Regions from separate parts of the Homo sapiens genome. Here all the other regions are linked to region 3. Evidence: chromatin loops called from intact Hi-C (ENCODE). Cell type or tissue: PC-3. All regions are shown on one strand. Links, peaks and the distances in the headings refer to the core of each region. The heading gives the core; the rest is flanking DNA.

What was found. Hi-C counts contacts between places; a loop is a spot of excess contacts. Peaks named below come from ENCODE experiments on the same cell type or tissue, not always from the same donor. Only the 100,000 strongest peaks of a DNase experiment are listed, where the experiment ranks them.
Region 1: it touches region 3 in a loop (9-fold over the local background); 1 of 110 quality-filtered maps calls a loop at or near these places.
Region 2: it touches region 3 in a loop (3-fold over the local background); 1 of 110 quality-filtered maps calls a loop at or near these places.

The regions. Positions count from the first base shown.
Region 1 is chr5:133,714,633-133,720,000 of GRCh38, forward strand. It overlaps a transcript of FSTL4 not described here. Among named protein-coding and RNA genes, the nearest start is that of FSTL4, 100 kb to the left of the region's middle. In PC-3, for the core only: no CTCF peak of the experiment used is centred there; a DNase peak (open chromatin) is centred at 2,089; H3K27ac peaks cover 2,986 bases.
Region 2 is chr5:133,752,489-133,757,856 of GRCh38, forward strand. It overlaps a transcript of FSTL4 not described here. Among named protein-coding and RNA genes, the nearest start is that of FSTL4, 140 kb to the left of the region's middle. In PC-3, for the core only: CTCF peaks have their summits at 2,242 (motif pointing right) and 2,442; a DNase peak (open chromatin) is centred at 1,573; H3K27ac peaks cover 1,296 bases.
Region 3 is chr5:133,661,591-133,666,958 of GRCh38, forward strand. It overlaps a transcript of FSTL4 not described here. Among named protein-coding and RNA genes, the nearest start is that of FSTL4, 52 kb to the left of the region's middle. In PC-3, for the core only: no CTCF peak of the experiment used is centred there; DNase peaks (open chromatin) are centred at 1,231 and 3,031; H3K27ac peaks cover 3,895 bases.

The sequences.
Region 1 (5,368 bases), core at 199-5,198, 53 kb after region 3:
TAAATCTTGACTGTGGGCTCTTGAAGGTAGGAACTGAGTCAGATCCTTTACTCTCCCAGAACACCATATGCCTCCCCTGCTCTGCGTGGAAGTGTGGTCCTGTGATTAATTAAGTCATGCCTGTCTCCTCCACTGGGATATGTGTTACCCCAGCGTCATTTCATGATTGACACACAGTGGGCAACAATGGATATTCCTTGAATGAAGAGGCTAATAACCGGCAAGGAGGCTGGTGTGGCTGGATCTCAGCCAGGAAGACAGTGAGCTCCAGAAATGAGACTTATGCACCAGCTGGGTCCCCCAGACATCCCTTACGCCCTTGAGTTTCCTCATCTCTTCAGGATCTCTCCATGGGATCAGGGCAGTCTTGGCTTCCTGGTTCAGCCACCTTCGGCATAGACATTACTCAGTCAAATCTTCAAAATATTCCTCAGTCATTTAAATATGAAAATTTTGTCCTGAACTGAAGAAAATGCTCTGAAAACTTGTGTTGTCTTTCAAATGAGCAGATTCCCTAAATTATGAAAGCAAACAAATTAGGATAGAAGATCTCCAAATAATTGCATAAACTCCAATTTCCTATGTTTTAATATAAACATCAAAATAATAAACTCACACATATACAGGGAGAAAAAATATCCAGCTTGATGCTGTTGCAGTCTTTAGAAGCTGAAACCTAAATGACTAAATTGGCAGTTTATTAACAGGAAAATTATGCTAAGTAGCTTCATGTTGATGTCAAGAATTTTATGCAGTGAGTTATGGCATGGTACCCTGAGTGCTTCATTTGCATTTTCTCATTTAGAGAGAACAATGGCTCCAAATGAGTGCATCATGTTCACATTACAAACCCAAGAACATTTGCACAGACAGAAAGGCATATCTTGATACCATAGTGATTAAGCCTTTTGTTCATTATGCTTCAGCATAGACTTAGGGGAAAGAGGGCAGATTAACTTTACTTAGGCTGGTAATGAAGGGACCTGGGCCAGAGCTCTTAAACTTCTCAAAGGACAAGCAGCCACAGCCCACAGGACTCTTTATTTTTCAGGACTCCCCTGTTTGATTTTGCTCAATGAGGACTGGGAGCTGTGTAATAGGTAAGTAAATGCACACCCTACTTCACATCGTGGAATGCCTTGCGAAATCCCAAACACTGCGAAGAATAGGAAGGAGACTCTCATGCAGCCCACACCTGCTAAACCTGGGCTGCTTTGCTTTCCCCACTCAGCTCCACAGAGTGGGTACTTCCCAGGCCCTGGCTTGTTCAACCAATGCTTATTGAAAACACACATTTATTGAGTATCCTCATTGTGCTTAGTCCTCGGCTGAGTGAAGGAGCAGAAGAAAGCACCATGCCGGCTCCTTAAGAGTTCAAGAAAGAATTCTTAGATGTGCAGCACTGCTAGAAATCATGTGGTCATCGATAAGCAAGTACTGGTTCAAATGCTGTTAAAATGTCCAAATGTAAGTGCAGTTAATCAGGCCATGTACCATGGAAGAATCGTTGGAAGAAGTAACACTTGACTGAGTGTCTAAGAATGGATCCAATTTTTAGCTCATCCAGCAAGAAAATGGAAGGTATTCCAGATGGAAGAAACTGCACAAGCAAAAGTACAGAAGGACAAGTGAGCTTAGAATCTGATGTAGACCATCAGGAAGAGTAGTGTTCATTCATGCAGGCTTATTTTCTCAAAACCACAGGCCATCAGCAGAGATGTGCCTCATCAGTTTATATAAGTTTATATAAGAATATATATATATATATTCTTATATAAACTTAACCTGTTCAAGACTTAACATGGCAGAAATAATGCTATGTGTTTGCCAAATTTCATTTCATACCCCTCCTTAACTGGGAACATGTTAAACTGTGTTTTAAGCTTCCCTGCAGTCAGGCAGGACCACGGAACTACTTCTGTGTAAAAGATATTAACTTTTGTCATTTAATCACATGGAGATTTGGAGGGTGCTTGTCACTGTGGTATAACTTATTTTATCTTGACTAATACATTGGAAAAACCATATTCATTACTTGAATTCTGACGTCATAAATTTATACAATCATTCAAAAAATATTTAAGAGCCCACTGTGTGCCAGGTACATTAGGCATCGGGAACACAGGAGTGAGCAAAACAATAGTCTCTTATAGTTAAATGGAAATCATTCCCAAATATTAGCTTTTATGAATCACAGAAACAAATTCCATTTTTAGAAAAGGGAAACTTTAGACACAACATTTCTTAAATTACTGAATTGGAATAATAGCCTCCAACCCAGTATTTCATTCAGTCCAAGTATTTGTCCCTTGGCCAATGGCCAGTTGGACTTTTGGCAAATCCCTTATCTGGTTCCTAAAAATCAGGAGTCTGTCCTGAGCCAGAATGACCCATCAGGCTGCACCTCTCTGGCCTGTAAATAGTTTCTTCTGACTCCCATCACAGAGCAAAAATCTGGGGGTTTATCATCACAGACAACTATTCAAACTAGTTAAACGTTAGAAGCAATCCAAATAGGAATTGACTATTTCTGACTTTTAACTAGTTTGAACAGTTAAAATTCCAACAGTTGAGTGGATAAGCAAACTGGTATATCCATATGATGGAATACTATGCAGCAATAAAAAGAGCCCTTATACTCCTTATAGGGTCCTAATTTTAGAACTTCAAAAGAGGCCTGTGAGAACAACATTTGTTTTCTCCAGGACAATACTAGTATTTCATTAGGATGGCAGAAATATGCTGATTGTTTTAAATTTGATTGGTACTATTTTGTTTTTTAGAAGTTCTTTATTTGGGTGTAATTTACATGGAGTAAAATGCACATATTTTAAGCATAATGTTGATGCATTTTGATAAATTTCCACTCTCGAGTAACCAGCAACTGCAATCAAAATATAGAAAGTCTCCATCACAGCCAAACGTTCCTTAGTGCCCCATCCCAGTCAATCCCACCAACCCCAGGGCAAACAATAATCTGCTTTCTGTGGCCATAGATTAGATTTGTCTTTCCCAGAGGTTCAGATAAATAAAACATTACAGTGCCTATTCTTTTATGTCTAGCTTCTTTCATTCAGCATAATGTTTTTAAGTGTCGTCCATGTCATTACATCTATCAGTAGTTCATTCCTTTTTATTGCTGAGTAGTACTGCATCATGCAGATACACCATACTGTCTATTCATTTATCTGTGCATGGACATTAGGATTGTTGCCAGTTTTTAACTATGAATAAAGCTGCTATGAACTTTCATGCATACCTTTTAGGGTAAACATGTGTTCATTTCACTTGGGTAAATACCTAGAAGTGAAATTGATGTGTATTTTTAACTTTATAAGAAACTGCCCAACTGTTTTACAAAGTGGACATATCATTGTACATTCTCACCAACAAGGTATGAGAATTCCAGTTGCTCCATATCCTCTCCAATATTTAGTTTGTTTGTTTGTTTGTTTTTTGGTTTTTGGTTTTTTTTTTTGAGATGGAGTCTCACTCTGTCACCCAGGCTGGAGTGCAGTGGCACAATCTTGGCTCACTACAACCTCCGCCTCCCGGGTTCAAGCGATTCTCTTGCCTCAGCCTCCCGAGTGGTGTGTGCCACCATGCCCAGCCAATTTTTGACATTTTTAGTAGAGACAAGGTTTCACTATGTTGGCCAGGGTGGTCTCAAACTCCTGATCTCGTGATCCGCCTGCCTCGGCCTCCCAAAATGCTGGGATTACAGGCATGAGACACTGCGCTTAGCCAGTATTCTTTTCATTGTAGCTACTCTAAAGAGTATGTAGTGGTCTCTCCTTGTGGCTTTATTTTTACTCATGCATAGGTCTTCACACACTACACACATGTAATTTATTGTATAATGTCTGAATGTTCCAAACTTTAGAGTTTAAATACATATACTCATGCAAGTTTATTTTCTAATGTCTTATTTTGACGTAGAAAATTTTATTCTTGATTGACAAAGAAAGCATTTAATTACCTGACAGGGAGAAGAGGGAAAAAGGAAATAGAGAAAGGGAAATATGATGATGTCATAACATCATTTTTATTAATTGTCTTCAACCACATTTTGATTTTACAGATTTGGCCTCTGAGTGATTTTGGATTTCTATGTGACAGCCCTAACGGCCACAGATTTTCACATAATTAGCAAGCATTTACTCTTGTGACTTGATTATTACCTCCTATTCAAGTAAATGTATTACTGCCATTGAAACCATGTACATACCAATAAGCTATTTGCTGTTCAGTTTTAGTTCTTTTTAATTGCTAAATGTAAAGAATAAGCAACATATATTCTACAAGCTATATTAGTTCAAAATATATAAATAAAATGTAATCCAAAATAAGTCATTTAACTTTATGATAGATATAAAAATATTTTGGGGGGAAAACCTGGATGACTGCTTCACTTTTGAATTTTTGGTTTTATACATATAGTGAAAGTAATCTTCTGTTTTTGAATATCTCTTATGCTTTGGCTACATTTACAAGTCAGAGTAGTAATTATTCTTACTTACAAATCCAATCTGACACTGCTAAGAGTTGGACTTAAGAAAAAGCTGCTAAATTACATGCTTAGTACACACATTTGAAGTAAAAAGTTTCAGTGATTCTGTAAAGGATCCCTTAAAATTATTTAAATGAGTTCTTACTTGAACTGTACACAGAATATTAAATATATAGAAAAATAAATCTTTAAGGGGTCTACAGTCTGCTATGGCCAATAATAATACATTATAAAAGTCCATTTGAGGCCAGGCGCGATGGCTCACACCTGCAATCCCAGCACTTTGGGAGGCCAAGGCAGGTGGATCACCTGAGGTCGGGAGTTCGAAACCAGACTAACCACCATGGGGAAACCCCATCTCTACTAAAAATACAAAAAAAATTAGCCAGGCGTAGTGGCACATGCCTGTAATCCCAGCTACTCAAGAGGCTGAGGCAGGAGAATTGCTTGAACCCGGGAGACAGAGGCTGCGGTGAGCCAAGATCACGCCATTGCACTCCAGCCTGGGCAACAGGAGCAAAACTCCATCTAAAAAAAAAAAAAAAAAAAAAAGTCCATTTGATTATATTAGCAATGAAATAGTTCCTTATTTATAAATATAGGCATTAATACTATATCTTAATACTCTGAAAAAGAAAAGTAGTATGCCAATTTTCAGTTATTTTTATAAAGCTCCCATGTCCTATATTACATTTAAATTGAAGATGGCAGTATTCATGAGCTTTGGAAATACAGGATAAGATTGGAGTCAAGTCTTCTGACTCTAAAGCTATTTTTCTTCCTAGAGTTGCCACTTCACTTTCTTTATGAACTTTGAAATAACCTCATGAATATCCATATTCAAGCTTCATTATGGGA
Region 2 (5,368 bases), core at 199-5,198, 91 kb after region 3:
TGCCTGTAATCTCAGCCACTTGGGAGGCTGAGAATCACTTGAACCCGGGAGGCAGAGGTTGCAGTGATCTAAGATTGCGCCACTGTACTCCAGCCTAGGCGACAGAGCGAGGCTCTGTCTCAAATAAAATAAAATAAAATTAAATTAAATTAAATTAAATTAAAGGGCTTCCTTTCCTAGCATTCGTGGAAAATAACTGAGATGTGGAATTCTGAAAGTCCTCTTCCACTGCCTATATAACAGTGATCATTTGTCACTGTGCAGGGGTCATAGGGGGCAGGGGGGTCAAGGGTCAGTGCTGCCAGCACAGACACCCCAGAATCTCACACAGAGAAAAGCTACCACAGCCTGTTACTGGTCGACCAGCTCTCTCCCCTTCTAATGAGGTCAAGTTGCAGTTATTTTCTTGCGCTCTGAGCCCCACACTTTCTTTCTTCATGTGAATGTGGATTTTCAAGAAAGAAAAGAAAAAACAAGACCTCTTTGTGATTCTCATACTATTTTGATTCTAAGTATAATGGTTGTTATGAAATAACCCCTTTAAAAGAAAACTACACCACAATGAACCAGCTACCCTTATATAATCAGAAAATGTAAATATGTTATAACAACAAAAAGAAAAAGTCTTTTTGTGGTCAAGACCAAAGTTACCTGTATGCATTATTCACAATAAAGGCAAACCAGACTTGCTCCCAGGCCCACAAACTGAAGGGGCAGCCTTCTCCTCTGCTCCCTGCTCTGCATCTTGCAAACAGGGAAATGAGATCTGGAGGGTTCTTTTGGCTCCTTATAACCAGAAAATGAAAATTGGACCCTGCTGAGAGTCACAAAAGCCCCAGATGGGCATGTGTCCACTGGCAGGCATGGTTACTTCTACTCAGTGACTTAACAGCCCTCATCACTGATGCTTGTTCTCCCAACTCCTCTGAAATAAGGGAGGGTGGGACCCAGGAGTCCCTAATCTCAGGTGGCTCACATTGCCTGGTTCCCCCATCAAATTGGCCACTCGATGAGCTGGAGAAGATTCACAGACACTTATATGGGAAACTGAGCTAAGCCAGGTGGTAACTCTCACTAGGGGCTGGCCAGGGGACTGGACACATGGTTCCAGCCAGCTGTACCACTCAATAACTATTTGACCCTGCCTGGACTTATCCCTTCTCTCCCCTGGGCCTTTGTGGGTCCACATTTGTTCTGTGTGTGTGTGTGTGTGTGTGTGTGTGTGTGTGTGTGTGTGTGTAGTGGCAGGGAAGGTCTGGCCCAGACATTCTGTGACCATAACCAACTCTCCCCATTCCTGCATAGCATCAGGTAGTGAGTGGCTGTCTGGGCACACCAATACAGTGAACCATAGTGCAGCCCAGTGTTTAAACTATGGACTTTAAATGCAGATAAGCCTAGGTTCAAGTCCCAGTTATGCCCCTTAACTTCTCTAAGCTGCAGTTTCAGCCTCTATAAAATAGGATAAAAAAGGAGATTGCAATAAGAAAATGGCTGTGAGTGTTAGCATAATGACTAATAGTGGGGAACCCAGGCAGGAAGCTCTGCTGTACCATTCGTGCCCTGAGGATATCCCAGCCCCATGTTCCGCCAACAGTGGAGACAACTTATACACAGCATACAAAGTAATCAGAGTCAGACAAGAGAATTTGACTTACAATTCAATCATCCAACTCTAGACAAGAGAGCAAACCGGAACCACCTCAGGGAGCCTAGTCTTCATTTTGTAATAAGTTAGTGAAGAAAATAAATACAAACTATCAATTTTTATCCTAGTCATAATGAAGTTTATTAGAAGGTATAATTGCTATGAAATAGAACTGACAATGATTAAAATTCCACACTGCACACTTTGTTAGAGCTAAAAGATATATATATATAAAAAGATCAAAATGTCCTAATAAAATTTAGATCTGCAAATATTTGTCCACGTAAATTGGATTTGAAAGAAACAATGGCCACACAAAAATTCACAATGGCAGAAGTTATAATGGATAGTTTGATAGATGTATTCAATCCTCCCTGTATAGTTTACACAAAACAGAATTAAATTCTTTGAAATAATTTTAGTAAAATTAGTATTACAAATAAGTTTACTAGACAGGATAGAAAACTGATGAAGGAATTAAACTAGTTTAATGAGGCTCACCTCAGAAAACCCACTATGTCTGCATTCATAAACACCAAGCCCAAGAGACCATGGTCAAAATACCTGTCAGGTCCACGCTCTGGGGACAAAATGCCCAGTGCTCACTAGAGGGCAGTATCCTGAGCCCAGTGGAGCTCAGACGTGTGAAGACAACATGTTGATTCTGCTCTAACTCTAGAGCCTACCGTTTAAGACAGACATTCCTGGACACCATCCACCTTTCCAGCCATCCCTCCCACCTTCCCCCACACCCTGAAGTCAAACTGGATTATTTTAGCCTGGGTTCCTTCGTGTACATTATCCCCTCTGTCTGGCAGGTCTTCCCATACCCCACTTCCCACCCTTCCTTCAAGACCCAGCTCTTGCTCCTCCTCCTCATTGCCTCCCACATGGCCTCCATCCCCCTGCAAGCCAGACCTCACCCTTCCTCATAGGCTCCTCCTGCCAAAGTCACCAATGACCTCTTCGTTGCCAACTCCATGGAAACTCTCAGATTTCCTTCTCTACCCATCACTCCCTCCTTCTGGCAACCATTTCTTTCTAAGTTTCCATGACCCCTTGGGCAATGCAGTTCCTTTTGGCCAAGGGCAATTCCTAGAAAGGGATGCAGCTGTGAGCTGTTATCAACCTACACCCAGGATAGCACTCTCACTCTGTCCCAGTTGCCTGGAAATATCATTTTTATTCTCTCTAAACATTCTGATGACCAAGAGCTGGTCCCGGGACAATAAAAGCAGCAATGAACCTGCCCCTCCACCTGCTATAGACAGGATACCACCATTATCCTTCCTCCACCAGCTCTCTTGGCTCAGAAATGGCCCTAAACCCAAAGCAGTAAAACTCAAGCACCTCTTCCATCAGACCCTCACATCCTCTCCTCCCCCTGCCCACCACCTCTCACACATACTCTAGACCTCACCCACATTTCAGCATACCTCAAATCTTGGCATAAATGTGCACTCCCCTTTTTCTGCCTGATGGGCTTCTACTTGCATCTTCAAAATCCAGCCCCAGCATCACTACCCAAAGCACCCTTCTCCATGTAGATCATAGCCAGCTCTCTGCTTTACAGGAGGACTGTTTCTTAGCACTGGGAGCTGAGACTCACCTTCCACAATGCTTTGGACTCCAAGGGGAGCACCTGGCGGGTATAAGCATAAAACAACCCTGTTCTTTCTCACAACTGTCTCTCTTCATCAAACTGTGTTCAGCCCATCTTCTCTTCCCAGGGAGAAAATCTCTGGCAAATTTCACAGCTGTTTGGTCACTGTCATTTATCCATTTCACAAATATTACTGAATGCCTACTATGTCCCAGGTTGCAGCAACACACAATGAACAAAACAAGAAGCAAAATGCAACACAACAGAAACAAACTTCTTGCCTTCACAGAGCTTACATTCTAGTGGAATACACAGGCAGTAAGCAATACAGTGCAGAGCATGTTAAGTAGGGAGGAGGCAGCTGGCAAGAGCGGGCTTATAATTTTAGTCAGGCTGAGAAAGTGGTGTTTGGGAGGAGACTCTAGGAGGAGAGGAAGGGAGATGCACAGACACCTCAGGCAAGGCATTTCGGGCAGGAGGAAGAGCAGGCACAATGTCCTGGGATGGGATGTGCCAGGACACCAGGGAACCTGGGTGGCAGGAGTGAGGTGGAGGGGACAGTAGCAGAAGATGCAGAAGGGGTCTGCAGGTCCAGTTCACATGGAGCCGTGCCATCATAGGACTGTGGCTTTTACTCTGTGTGGCAGAAAAGCCACTGGGGATTCCAAGCAGAAGAGGGACCTGATTTGACCCACATATTAAGGGGTTCAATCTGGCTGCTAGTTGAGAAGGATCATAGGGTAATAAGTGCATAGCCTTTTGGTCAGAGTTTTAAAGCTCTAAATTCCACCAGTTTAAGGTTTCCTTCCCCCAGTTCCAGCCCACCACGGGAAGAGGGGTTGTCAGGGGCTTCTGCATACCCCACCTTGGTCTTCACTTCTTCTCACACCCACTGAGTGCACCTGGCCCTCCGGCATGGAGGTGGGGGAGGAGGGTGCGGGATAGAGGCAGGGAGGGTAGAGTTGTGATTTGTCATTGGTGCTGTCTGGACATAGCAGGTGCTATATCCGGAGCATTTCTTCTATAGGCATTGTGGTGAGGTTTTTTTCTAACAGATCTTTCACCATCCCTGGGGGGTTGTAGTGGGAGGGTCTCTCTCTTGCAGTCCTCTGGCATGGATAATGCCTCCTCCAGCTGCCCACTTCAGAACCCCCTCAGTAACCAGTTTCTGGGAATCTACCATGTACACAGGAGTCAGCTCACCCCGCCCCAGACAATGGTCTCATGTGAAGCCCCTCTCAAGTGGCCCCCATCTAACTCTTCTCTTTCAGTGAGAGCCATATCTGGCTCGCCATGCTTACAAGAATCCTGGGCAATTCGCCCCCAGAGACTCTAGAATTGCCAGGCCCCTCCCATTTAGCAAAATCCTGCACAAATGGTCTAACCTGCACAAATGGTCCTGCACAAATCCTGCACAAATGGTCTAATCCAGTGAGCTTCATATGTAACTTCATATTTTCTAGTAACCACATTAAAGAATAAAAAGGTAAAAATAATTTTAATAATTTTTTTATCTCAGTATATCTAAGATGTTGTCATTTCAGTGTATAATCAATATAAACATTTATCAATGAATATTTTACTTTTTTTCCATACTAAGTCTTCAAAATCCAGAGTGTATTTTATGCCTGCAGTGCATCTCAGTTTGAACCAGCTGTATTTCAGTGCTCAATAGCACGTGGTGATTGGTGGCTACAATACTAGACAGCACAGGTCTAACCGCTTGCTTTAGAATGTGGGATACTTGGCAGCTGAAATTTTGTTATCCACCTCGGAAGCCTTAGCTAAATGCTAAGAAAACAGGAAAAGATGGATTTGGCGTCATGCTACATGTTTGCTGAGTTAACTGATTCCAGCAGCCCCACCCTCATGGAGCACTCGGCATGGTGGGGAGAACAATCTAGGGTGCCCTGAACTTCTCTCAGAGGAGTGAGTAGAAGGAGCTGGGAACACAGAGCTTGGAATGCGAGGCAGTGAAGACCTCAGACAAAGACACCCGAGGCTCTTCTAGTTGATTCAGGGATGCATCATTTGCATGATTTCCACATAAATTTGAATGTTGAAGTCAAGAGGTGGTAACTCCACAGATGTACAATATAAAATGAAGCTAACTAATT
Region 3 (5,368 bases), core at 152-5,151:
GGAGATGATGTCACTATTTTCTCCAGTTAGAAAGGTATTTTGAATAGAGGCTGCCTGTTGTTAATCAAAGCATGGAAAAGTATGAAAAGTGGTTTCCAATGGATGTATAATACCCAATCTACAGTATCTCATAATCATTTCTTAGAATTGGTTTAAACAATAAACAAAGCTCTTGTTTATAAAGATAACTCTGTAATTAAGTGAGGGCATTACAACAGATTCTTTACAAACTTCTGTGTTGTCCTTAATTGGTTTAATTTAAGAATCTAAGGCATCTGGTCACATTTTTATTAACTTGTCCTTATTCATTTATTTAGTCACTCATCGTGTATTCAACAGATATTTGTTGGATTCCTATCAGAGAAGCATATGCACAAAGTAGGCATTCAATTAAAAAACAATTTTATTACCAGAATCCAACCATACATATATGCTTGATTATATTTAAAAATAGAATCAAGTTTGAGTTTTACTTTGCTTAAACTTTACAATAAACTAGCTGAACTATAGCCAGTACATTTTTACTTCTTGAGGATTGTTTTAGAAAATTTATATTTCATTAAACTTTCCAGATTTCTAAAAAGGCTTTAAAAAAATCCAAACTCCCTATATAGTGGCAATGCTATAAATAGATAAGCTCACTAAATAATCATTTCCATTCCTAAAACATGAGCAGCTTTCTTTTCTATCTAATCCTCAATTTTTACATATTTTACTTTTCCATTTACAGTTGAAATGCTCTGCAGTGCCATTAATATTTGCCAAATTACAGTGGATATTTTCACTCTGTAGCTAATCACTTCTGAGTTTACCAAAGTTGGAATGCAATTGGAATTTGTACAGCTTTTCTCCAGATCAGACAACCCTAGCATACAGACCCCCTATGAAGGCATACACCGTGGAGGGAGGAGGGAACGTGACAGCCTGTTGTCCCTGCCAAAATGTTTTCCTAAAAAAAATCTATGGTTTGACAAGTTTAATTACCCTTGATTTTTATTCCTGCCTTTTGGAAACACTGAAATCTTCAGGCCATGAAAAACTTTAGTGTTTGAAATCACAGAATCATTAGAAGAGGACGGCAGAGAGTCAGGTGTGTCCCATTCACAGTTCCAGAGCCCCTGGGAGCTCCCCAGGGCTGTGCTTACTGTGAACGCTCCTGTAGGGTCACCTGGCTCAACGTGGCTCAGGCTGCCACCTCTTCAGGTACTGGCTGTGGGGCTGTGAGTCACTCTTCCATCCTAAGCCAAAGGTTTACTCATTTAACCATGTGCCTTGGAGAGGCTTTGTCACATTGCTCAAGTCTAAAATTTAACGCCATCCAATAATTTAAGATCAAGAGTACACATATGCAAAAGATTCCCATGAGCATTACCCTGAGTTAAAAAAAAAGGCAGTCTCAAAAGCTTACATATTGTACAATTCCAACACTCTAGCATCCTCAAAGTGACAAAATTATAGTAGTAAAGAACAGATCAGTGGTTGCCAGGGATTAGAGTTGGGAAAAGATTTGATTATTAGGGGTAATGTGAGACCATTTCTTTGGTGACTGAACAGTCTGTAATTGCGGTGATGGTTACTTGAATCTACACATGTAGTAAAGTATCATAGAACTACACACACACACACGAATACATATCAAAACTGGTGAAATCCAAATAAGGTCTTTCACTGAGTTGAAGTACTGTCCCACGCACAGTTTAGACACTGGTTTAGACAAGGTATTATAGTTGTGTAAGATACTGCCACTGGGGGAGGTTTCATGAAGGGAACTAACTCTACATCCTGTTCTTGCAATTTTTTGTGAGCTTTTGGTTATTTTAAAATAAATTTTTAAAAAAGATATCAATGAGCCTTTCTTCACCAATAACTTTTCATGGGACCAAGAGAACAGCCATTGGTTAACTGATGAGTGTTTTTGTTTGAGAATAGAAGTGCTAACACGTGCCTCTTCACGTGCCTCATCTACATTACTGACAGCATGAGGAAAGGGGCGTTCAATTGCTGCACACGTGGTCTCATTGTCATGACATGCCTTTCTGCTAGAGTTGAATGATGTAGGAGTGAGATTCAAAAGGGGATCTTTCCAGTGACTTCACTGTAGGATAGAGAAGTTTGAGCAAGGAGGCTTTTCAAGCCAGAAGTGCTCCCCCATGGGCTCTGGGCTGGTGCTGTGCCTTGAGGCAACATGGCAGCCAGGGGAAATGTAAGCTGCGGGGTCCTCAGACCAGGGCCTTTGACAACTTGAACAAGCCAGGGAGGCCATCCGGGAGGTGAGGGGTCTGGAAGCCTCTCTAGGGAATCTTCCAGTGCTTCTGTGAGAGACTCAGCCTGGAGAGCCAGTGTGGGGAGCCCTGTGTATATGGGTGGGGGGATGTACCCTGAATGCTATGAGCAAATGTCCAAAGAGCTGTTGAATGGGAGACCAAGTGGGCTTGTACTGTATGAGTGTGGGGGCACGCTGATTATCTGCAGGCCGCAGCTACATGAAAGCAGGTTTCAACTCAACACAAAGAATTATCCAGTAGGCCTTCTTTGACAGGTAATAGGTTTCCAGACACTGGAAATATTCGAACACAGATCAAATGATCACGTGTCAAGGAGGCAATCAGGGGACCCATTCAAGGGACCCATTCTACTCTAAGAGGATGACACCAACAGTGAGGATGCTGTGGGCGGCAGACCCTGATCTGGAAACATGGCGCAGCATAGCCTGCTGATTCTTTTTTTTTTAAAAAAAATTCCAGTAGAATTTCCTAGGCACATTAACTCTTCAGTGGTTTATAGTGTCCCAAAACGAATCTCACCCCACCACAGAAGATCTATAGGCCTCTTGATGAGAGGAACATCGCTTTTACTGCTCATCTTCCCCAAGGGAGGCTGGCACGAGGTGAGTCAGAAGCAAAGCTCTGTAAACACCTGACTCCAAATGAATGATAGCTCTGGCATGCCTGAGGCAAGAAGCCAGCCTGGCTGCCCACTCAGCATCCTCTCACCCTGCAAGTCCATATATTTTATGACCCCACTGTGCTTCCTGGCCCAGACTCTCCAATGATGATTCATCTGTCCTTTGCAGCTTTGTCAGTGTTTGGGTTTTCTACTTAGTTCTCAATGAACTAGCTATCATAGTTATAGCTCCCTAGAAAATGCCATACAGTAACTCTGTCAGGGGTTTTATTTGCTTAGATGGATCATTTTATTTCAGCAAGTTGTTTTACTAGCTTAGAGCATCATGAATCACTTCAAACATAGATGAAAAATGACTCAGTATACATGATTTTATGTGGAATGTGGTTCTTTCTATTGAAGATCATGTCTCCTTGATTAGGATATGAAATCAATTTAATTTCATGCAAATTATGAAAAATAGAACCATATCAGCATTTCCATGCACCTACCCAGCCGGAGCTAAGAAGTTGACTCCAACACGCATTTGGTGGCCACTGCTCAGAAAATTGTCCATGAGCATAGGGTTATAATGGCCCCAAATGAAGCAGTATGAGGCTCCTTCTCTGAAGCATATGCCTTCTTGGGCCCAAACCACACCAACGACTAAGACCCCCAAAAGTATGAGTGGGACTTTGAAAAAAGAATTGCAGTATTTAGGATAGACTCTGCCATGCTGCAGTAACACCTAAATTCCTAAACCTCAGTGGCTTGACCCAGCACAAGCTTATTTCTTATTCTCATCAGGTTTCAATGAGATTTGGTCAGGCCATGTTCCATGGTGACCAGGAATCAATTCGGTCCTCTTCCATCTTGTTATAGAAAGAACAAGAAGGAGGATAAATAACTCTACGGAGTTTTAAATGCCTGGGCCTGGATGTTAACACCCATTGCTTTTCCTCACAGCCTACTGGCCAGATCCTAACTGCAAGAGTAACACAGAAGTAAGGGAGCACCCAGATATTCTAAGCCCGACATGCCTCTGCCACGGTGCTTGCCCCTAAGAATAACTTTCTCAGCACCCAGATATTGCCTTGACCTGTCACCCTGGTGGCTACTGGCATCAAGGTTTGTTCAGGTGTGTATGCTGGACTGAGAAAGCAGCCTTCACTTCTGTGCCTGGAGAAGAAGGAGGCTGCACATCCCAGAAAGCCTATTCTAGAAGCAAAGGCAAGGGTTAAATGTGCTGAACCTGGGAACATCTGGCTGACATAGGGGTACATAACAGAGGGGGCTGAGGGTCTCTTCCCCCTCCTCTGTATTCTAAATCTGAAAGCACCTAACCATCAGAAAAAATGCGGAGCAAGAGAGCCCAGGCCTGTCTCTACGCAGCCCTTGCTCAAAGGCTGGTCCTGGGGAGCACCTCTGTTTGAAGCCTGCAAGCTGGGCCACTGCAGAGTCCGGAGCATCACATACCTGGGCCACTGGGGATTGGCAGCTCAGCTGCAGTACTGTCCCTAGGCCCTGACCTCACTGGCTTAACCCCGATTAAAGTCCCCTTCAGGAAAGTCAAGAGTGGCAGTGTCCACATATCCTATCACTTGCCAATTTAAAAAAAAAAAAAGGATAATCACCAAAGGAATAGCTGCTAAGACCCAGCAGAATCTCATCTGCACACGAACCTGCCAAGCTGCTCAGATATTATATTATACTACTATGGAACTCATGTTATAATATCTTCAATGTAAAGAATCATTTCAGTGAGCGAAGCACTTTTTTTCTTTTCCAAATCCTGTTTTAATTAGAAAATTGATGGCAAATATGGAACTACCACCCCATAGTTACTTTAAAAAAATCTATTTGGAAGCCTTGAAAATATTGGTGAATTATAAAAGAAATTGAATTCTGATACTTTTCTCCCATTTTATTGTTCCCTATTCCCTGAAAAGCCTCCAACGTTGTATTTCTGTAGTTTGGAATAAGGACATATTTTGCCCTTAGAAACTGCAGGTATTCTAATTATATGTAAATCAGTTCACAGAAATAAATATCCATGGTTAAAGGATATTTAAAACGTTAAAGCTTTTTCTCAACTGTTCTCTGTTTAAAAAAAAAAAAAAAGTCTGTTTCCAGAACCCTGGTGGCTTTAACACCGTTTTCCTCTTTCATGAATGCACACAAGAACCTGCTCGTGCGATATAGTTTCTGAGGTGTTCTCCACTCTGAAAAAGCAATTCCATGTTAACTTCCCTTTCCTGACAGTTAAAACTTTTTTCTCTCTTATTCAGAATCAAAATATTTAATTGGACAATGAAACTGAATAGAAATTAAGAAGGTTGTTCCCATGTTGAAAAAGGTTTCTTAAGTGTTGTCTTTTACTTTCTGAAAACATTGCCACAGTTGTATTTTTAAAGGATCATTATTTCCCTGGTATCTGAATTATATTTTAGTCTAGTCTCCTGGCTATAAACACCATCAAAATGAT